Linked DNA regions of Homo sapiens: region 2 is linked to region 1. The links are chromatin contacts, found by Hi-C or POLR2A ChIA-PET in ENCODE. All regions are on one chromosome and are shown on one strand. Each heading gives the region's core, a stretch centred on a gene start or an enhancer-like site at or near the end of the contact. The rest is flanking DNA. Distances are from core to core; before and after follow the strand shown.

Evidence for each region. A loop is a pair of places that touch in the nucleus more often than their neighbours do. ChIA-PET counts read pairs that join two places held with the same protein, here RNA polymerase II (POLR2A). Pooled maps may share reads with other maps.
Region 2: a loop to region 1 is called in a pooled map, with 12 times the contacts of the local background. The contact joins the promoter of RCN1 here to the promoter of LIN7C in region 1. A Hi-C loop is called at or near these places in 1 of 37 single-sample maps with no recorded cell type and 10 of 50 pooled maps. POLR2A ChIA-PET finds 5 or more read pairs at or near these places in 1 of 52 experiments (GM12878).

Annotation. Positions count from the first base shown.
Region 1 is chr11:27,504,484-27,508,286 of GRCh38, reverse strand. LIN7C (lin-7 cell polarity scaffold C) reads left to right here and starts at 1,518. Exons shown (of 5, transcript NM_018362.4): 1 at 1,518-1,571. The coding sequence starts at 1,535. It overlaps BDNF-AS (BDNF antisense RNA), which reads right to left and starts at 1,435. Exons shown (of 7, transcript NR_033315.1): 1 at 1,389-1,435. RefSeq lists enhancers at 1,112-1,401, 1,472-1,601, 758-1,957.
Region 2 is chr11:32,088,504-32,092,333 of GRCh38, reverse strand. It overlaps RCN1 (reticulocalbin 1), which reads right to left and starts at 1,260. Exons shown (of 6, transcript NM_002901.4): 1 at 884-1,260. The coding sequence starts at 1,137. RefSeq lists an enhancer at 1-47 and a silencer at 516-1,545.

The sequences.
Region 1 (3,803 bases), core at 269-2,768:
GGGTTCAACTGAGTGTGTACAAAGTTTGGAGACTAGGAAGGGATGAAGAAGGGCATTCCACACAAGAACAACACAAATGAAGATTTGGAGCCTGGCACAGTGGCCCACGCCTGTAATCCCAGCACTTCGGGAGGCCAAAGCAGGAGGACTGCTTGAGCTCAGGAGTTTGAGACCAGCCTGGGCAACATAGCAAGACCCCCATCTCTACTAAAAATTTAAAAATTTGCCAGGCATGGTGGTGCTTGCCTGTAGTCCTCGCTACTGGCAAGACTGAGACAGGAGGCTCTCTTGAGCTGTGATTGCACCACTGCACTCCAGTCTGGACAACAGAGAGAAACTCTGTCTCTAAAACAAACAAAAAGACTTGGAATCAGGAATAAATATGGTTGAAACTATACTATCTGGACTGAAGTGGTGGTTGCACTTAGTGGTAATGAGAAATGAAGTTAGTTGGATGAGTTAGGGTCAGAGTATGCAAGGCTTTAGAAATAGGAAACAGGAGAGAAACCATTGAAAGTTTCTGAACAGAACTTGTGATGATGAAATCAGAATTCAAGGGGAGAAAAAGGAGCATAGTGGTGGCATCCATGATGGATTTGGAGAAGAAAATACTAAAGGTGAATGGAAAGGGTGGACCAGGGGCAAACAGGTTATTAAAACAGTCCCATCATGAAGTGTTGAAATGCTGGATGTAAACACACCTACCACAGTATCAGTACAGACTAAGGGCTTGGATAAATGTTAGTCAAATCCAAGTACTAAAATTCTTCTTGGTTCGCGAAAATTTCAGAAGTGGCTCAAAAATCTGTAATGCATTAAGAATATTATTTGCTTCACAATATTTCATTTACTTAAGATTTTATAAGAATCAGCTGCTTATAAAATTGTTACTTTGTGGTGCACCAAAGCACCTTGTTCTCTCCCTCACCCAGATATGTTTCATGCTCTTTGTACTTTCCACCCCTTAACAGATTTGGAGGGAAGATTCAAGCCGTGGATTTTTAAATTTAAAGCAATGCTGTCACAAATTGAGAACTGACAACATGTCATTACACATTTAATTGCCACCGAATCCCAGAGTTTAAAAATTGTAAGGACCTAAGAGATAGGACCTCTCGTTGTACAGATGCGGAAACTGAGGCTGAGAGAGGGTAAGTGAACAGTCCCAGGTCACAGAGCTGCTAATGGGCAAGGTGGGACTAGAATCCAGGCTTGACTCCTCTACGCTGAGCCAAGGGTTCGAAGCGATTGGGATAAGGGAAGCCTGAGGCAGGGAACGAGAGTCAGGAAAGCAGCTCTTCCCAACCCTAGGAGGCCGGGGGACCTCGTCACCGCGGAAGGAGCGGAGCCAGGCCGACCTAAAAAGCCGCAAGTCCAGGTACCCTTACCCTGATGGCCGCGGCGACACACTCGGCCACCTTCCTGATCTCGCGATACTAGCCGGTACTCACTTTTCCGGCTTCCCCTAGGCCCCGCCCCCCCACCTCAGCCCTTCTGTCGTCATTTCCTGTGGGTCTGTAGGTTAAGGGAGAAGATGGCGGCGCTAGGGGAACCCGTGCGGCTGGAGAGAGGTGAGTGCAGCCGAGGCTCGGCGGAGGTGGGCGGAAGGGTTGGGGGAGTGCTGTGTCGCTGGAGGGGAGGAGGAGTGACCCAGGCTCTGAGATCCGGGCCACGCTGTCCCTTGTGCCGGCGCCAGAGGCCGCCGTTGTCTCTGTGCCTGGCTCTAGGAAGGGCGCTTACGGTATTTTGTCTGTTAACCGTAAGCCCTCCTCTGTTCACACGGACTGTTCCAAGGCACAGCACAACTAAACACAACCTGCCCGCTTCGCAGACACACGCCGCACACGCGCTCCCTTGGTGAGCACAGCAGAAGCAGCATTCGGAGACCCGTACACCCGAAAAGCAAACGTCACACACCCGGTTCGCACAGACTACACTCATTGCCTGTACAGCACGAGAACGGACACACGGTACAATTCAACAGAACCTCCTTTCCCCGCTGTTTGCACACAAACTCCTTCATTACTTTCTCCACAACCTCGCTTGTATTCGGGTTGGGGTATTTGCTAGCTTTTGTGCCCCTCCTAGAAATGGAGAGGTTGCTTTAAAAACAATCCTACTGACTTGGTCTTGGGAAGGAGGTTACGTAAGTAAGCCGAATAGTGGTAGATGCTAAAACACTTGCAGGTGCAGTGTTTTTCATTTCTTACAAACCCTACAATTGCAAACTGGTTGGCTGATTGCTTCCTAGAGCAGACTGTCAAGGAAAATAAAACCACCTCTGCTGAGTAATTAGAGATAGAGAAGCCTACGAAAATAACTGGCTATGCGCCTACCATGATTTCCAGCATTCCAGCGTTTCCAGTCCTTTTACAGATTTCCAGCATTCCACTCTGTCCCTAAGTCCTTTATTTCAAACAATTTCAAGCATGCTTTTCATACACCAGCATTAGAAATCATTGATAGGAATTGAGAAGTACAAATAAACATTTTGAGTACTGGTGGTAAAAAAAAATGTATATGTAGGATGGAGACTGAAATTATATTGCACATATTAACATTTGCAATTAGTCTAAATATTACTATTGTTCCCTAAGAAAACACATTTTTAGAATTACTGTACTTAGAAAAACCTCTTTCCTAATGCCTTCCCACAAACAAATGTGCACTTAATGTTGCTGATTTGCTCTTTACCGTGTTCACCATTTGGAAGCCTCACTGTAAATGAGATTGTTTCCGTTAAGCCTATTAAAGCATCATTTTAGAGGACTAGCTACTCTGGGAAGACTTGCCGAGTTAGGCCTAAGTCTCTGACATCTTCCTCTTGAGCACAGTGGCACTGTGTTTTATAGATGGGAGCAAATCTGTTTGGTGTTAACAGGAGTAAGTTTTTTCTTTGAAAGCTAGTTAAGATTCTAACGTATTGGTCTTTTGTGTTTTTGTTGTTGCTGTTTGGAGACGTAGTCTTGCTCTGTCGCCCAGGCTGGAGTGCAGTGGCGCGATCTCGGCTCACTGCAACCTCTGCCTCCCGGGTTCAAGCAATTCTCCTGCCTCAGCCTCCCGAGTAGCTGGGACTGCAGGCGAACGCCGCCAAACCCGGCTGTTTTTTGTATTTTAGTAGAGACGGGGTTTCACCGTGTTGCCCAGGCTGGTCTCGAACTCTTGAGCTTAGGAAGTCCGCCCGCCTCGGCTTCCCAAAGTGCTAGGATTACAGGCGTGAGCCACTGCACCCGGCCGGTCTTTGTATTTTTAAATGCAACACAAAATGTGGAACTTCTGTGGCATTTAGTTTTGATAGTCTTGGCTTTGTTTTTTGCTGTTACAGATTTCTTTTCTGTTCTTCAGTAGAAGACTCCACCTCTTAGTAGGATGAATTACAGTCAGCCCTCCATATCCATGGGTTCCATATTTCAACCAACTGCAGATTGAAAATACTCAGAAAAAAATCGTGTCTGTATAGAACATGTACAGACATTTTTTTCTTGTCCTTATTCCCTAAACAATGTGATATAACAACTGTTTACGTAGCGTCAGATATTGTAAGTAATCTAGAGATTATTTAAAGTATAGAGGGGGGATATGCATAGGTTTTATGCCAATACTATATCATTTTATATCAGAGACTTGAGCATCTGCAGATCTTGATATCTGTGGTATCTGAAGAAGGTCCTAATGAATCCCCCACTGTTACCAAGACAGCTGTACTAGTGGTTGCCATTTAGCAGGGTAAGAAAGTCAGATTACATCACCTCTGATTCTTGTTTAGAATTCTAACAGACTCTATTAACAAACACTCCCAACGA
Region 2 (3,830 bases), core at 11-2,510, 4.6 Mb before region 1:
TTTATTTTATTTTTATTTTTATTATTTTTGAGATGGAGTCTCACTCTAGCCCCGGCTGGAGTGCAGTGGCGCAATCTCGGCCCACTGCTACCTCCGCCTCCCGGGTTCAAGCGATTCCCCTGCCTCAGCCTCCCAAGTAGCTGGGATTACAGGCGTGTGCCACGACGCCCGGCTAATTTTTGTATTTTTAGTAGAGACGGGATTTCGCCGTTTGGTCAGGCTGGTCTCGAACTCCTGACCTCAGGTGATCTCCCCACCCCTCCCCCCGCCTCGGCCTCCCAAAGTGCTGGGATTACAGGCGTGAGTCACCGCGCCCAGACTCCTTACGATAGATTTACAGGGCGATTAGGCAAAAGGCAAGACCACTGCGGCCGAGACCAGGAAGCAAGCCTGTCGCTCGCCTGCCCCTTCATCTTTTATCCATTTATGTTCATCCCTGAGATTTTCTTAGCGAGTGTCTCAAGCCCTTCTCCCCGGGAGTGGGGGATCAGAGAGAAACTGCGAGAGAGTGGGGAGGAACTCATGGCACTAACAGGCCACTGTGGACAAACTCTTCTTTTGTGCACTCTCCCCTCCCTTCTGATGCAACCTGGGGGAGGGGGCGGGCCCTCGCCGTCCTGGCTCCCGCGGCCGCTGCCACGTTCTCGCCTCCCCGCGAGAAACCACCCCGGCCGGGGCGCGGCGGCGGCGATCTCCAAGCTGGGGTCCCGGGGCCCTCCAGCAAGTTAGCCTGAGCCCCAGCGCCGAGTTGGGCAGGGCCCCATCCTCGAGGCCGCGCGCGCGATTTCGCTTTCGCTTTGGCGGTGGTATCCCGCGTGGCTCTCGCCCAGGCGGCCCTCGGACACCTGCGCCGCCCCCCACGGGGCCCTGGCCGCGGCCTCACCCTAGCCTCTCCTTGCTCTCGTCCGGGGTGAGCTGGTCGAAGGTCTTGGAGTCCTCCTTGCCCAGGAAGGCCTCGTGGTCGTACTGGAAGCTCTGGTTGTCCTCAGGGGGCCGCTCGCCCAGCTCCGAGTCGGGCCGCACCACGCGCTCTTTGCGCACCGTGGGCTTGGCCCGCAGAACCCGCGGCGCCAGCACCAGCGCCAGCAGCAGCCCCAGGGCTAACCCCAGGCGGCGGCCGCGGCCACCGCGCGCCATCGTCCCGAGGAGAGGGCGGCCGAGAGGGAGACGCTGAGCGAGCGACAACAGCGGCAGCTCGGGAATGGGGACTCGGAGCGCGGCGGCAGCGACAGGGTTGGGGCCGGCGCGGAGGAGGGGACTGGCCAGTCCCTCCGCCAGTGCCCGCCCCGAGCCGGAGCAGAGGGGCGCGCCTGGGCCTCGGGCTGGGAAGCTGCGGGCGGCCCCGCTCGCGCGCCCATTGGTCGCTGAGCTGCCGGGGGAAGCCGGGGCCGCGGAGCCACGTCGCCAGCTGGGGTGGTGGGCGCGGGGCTCGTGTTTCGCCTCGGCCCCTCCCCGCGATCTTGTTGCTAGGGGCGGGCCCGGGCGAACTGGGCTAGGGACTGGAGGGCTCGGAGGAGGATTGGGAAGTTCTTTGTCAAGCAACAGATGTGCAGGATAAAATTCCCTCTGACTTCCTACAGTTCCGGGAAAACTGTAAGGAAGGAGACGTTGCCCTTCCTCAACTTCCAACTGAGACCCCGAATCTCAGCCCTAGACCCTGCTCTAAGATGTGCTCTCAAACCCAATTCAACCCCATTTAGTAAAATTTGGAGTCTGGTTACAAACGCGAGCCTGGAAGGAGACCAAGACGGGCGAAGTCCCCTAGAAACGAGGGTCGTACTGTCAGTCGTCAAGGAGGGTCAAGCGGGGAACTTCTATATGACCAAGAGTCCCTCTAAAGGGAGCGGTACTGTGCGTTCCAGCTGCCAGGGGAACGCAGGCCCCACGCTGATAGATAGTCCTGTTTCCCAAATGAAATCAATCAGGATTTTAGATTTTTATGTTTTATTTCTAAATGTTGGTAACTCATTTTACAAAAGCACTAGTTGGATCCAATCTTACCTGTATTCAGTTGGTAATGCTACCAATACAGATATCTGTCCCATCAAACTTTCTGCAATGATGGAAATGCCCTCTATCTGGTCTGGCCTGTAGGTAGTGGCTGTTGAGCACTTGATGTGTAGCTTAGTGTAAGTGAGGCACTGAAATTTTAATTTAAATCTAAACTTAAAGAGCCACACGGGACTAATGGCTACCGTATTGGACGGTGAGGTCTCGAGCAGTCTCAGCCTTTTGACACTCATTGAAAGCCATGATCCTCTTCCAGAAAAATGCACATACAGCTACTGACACGGGTGCTTGATTAAAGAGTCGGAGGATTCATGGATCTTTTGAAGCCCCACCTATGAGCCCCAGGTTAAGAATCCCTAGAAGGCCGGGCACGGTGGCTCATGCCTGTAATCCCGGCACTTTGGGAGGCGGAGCCAGGTAGATCACTTGAGGTCAGGAGTTCGAGACCAGCTTGGCCAACATGGTGAAACACCGTCTCTACTAAAAATACAAAAATTAGCTGGGCGAGGTGGCGGGCGCCTGTAATCTCAGCTAGTCGGAGGCTGGGGTAGGAGAATCGCTTGAACCTGGGAGGCGAAGGTTGCAGTGAGCCGAGATCATGCCATTGCACTTCAACCTGGGAAACGAGAGAAACTCCATAAAAAAAAAAAAAAACCCTAGAAAACTGAAACGATAGTTGAAGAGGGAAACCCACCATGACAGCTAAATATCTGTACTCCTAGAAATTTCCTCCATCTTGCCTTGCCTCCCACCTCCATCCCTGATGTTTTCAAAAAGGTCTGGGATGTGCTTCTTGCCCTTGCAATAAAGATGTCGTCGCAACATAGACGCAAGTCCCTTTCTTGGGACGCCCTCTTTCAATCAATTAATAAATCATTACTGTCTTACTACTACAGCCTAAGCACTGGACTGGGTGCTGAGGGTACAATGGAGAACAAGATAATCATGGTGTCTGCAGAGCTATAGTGTATATGAACAGATGTTCATTCGTTCGTTCGTTCCATAAACTGAGCACCTGCTAAGTGTCAGGCTGTGCTGGATTCTGGCTAACTGAGATCCATGGATCACAAGTCAGCATGACAAGTGCTCACAGAGAAAGGCATGTAGTGGTCTGGGGGTACTGAACCGATCCAGACATGGGAATCAATCAGGGAAGGCCTCCCAGAGGAAGACACATTTAAATTGAGACTGAAGGTGAGTAAGATAAGCTAGATGGAAGGATGTAGTTATGTGAGAGAAGGATAAGATCCTGTACGAGCTAGCAGAGGACAGCTCCACATTTGAGGCAATGTCTTTGTGACCCCACTGGCTGGCAGTGAGAGCTGGGAAGCCAGTCCTTGGATCCCCGCTTCTCTTCCTAGTCCCCTTCTTTTCCTTGGATCCCCCCCTTCCCACCAGCTGACTTTGCATGGCACAAGAAGTACTGTGCCTGAGACCAGACATGCTTCCCCCAGCCAGCCTAGAGATCTGAATTTCTAGCAATAGAGGAGCATTACCTTGGGGGTGTAAGAGCTCCCTGCTGAAATGCAAGTGTCCTAAGGTAGGCGGTTTAGTACCTTCTGTGCTCATCAGGCAAGCAGGATATGAATTGTTGAGTGAGTGAGGGAGGAGAAGGAGGAGTGGGAGGAGGAACAGGGAGAAAAAGATTGGGGCTAGAAAAAGAAGGGGACTAGGAAGGGAACGGGAAAGCGAGTGGAGACTGGTGACAGTTTTTGCATATTCACAACTTTGGCCACAGGCTGGCCTGGGTCCCTGGGATTGGTCCAGACTCTCCAAAAAGGCATATCTTTTGCCCTTGTTATAGTTGGCTTCCTGCCAGA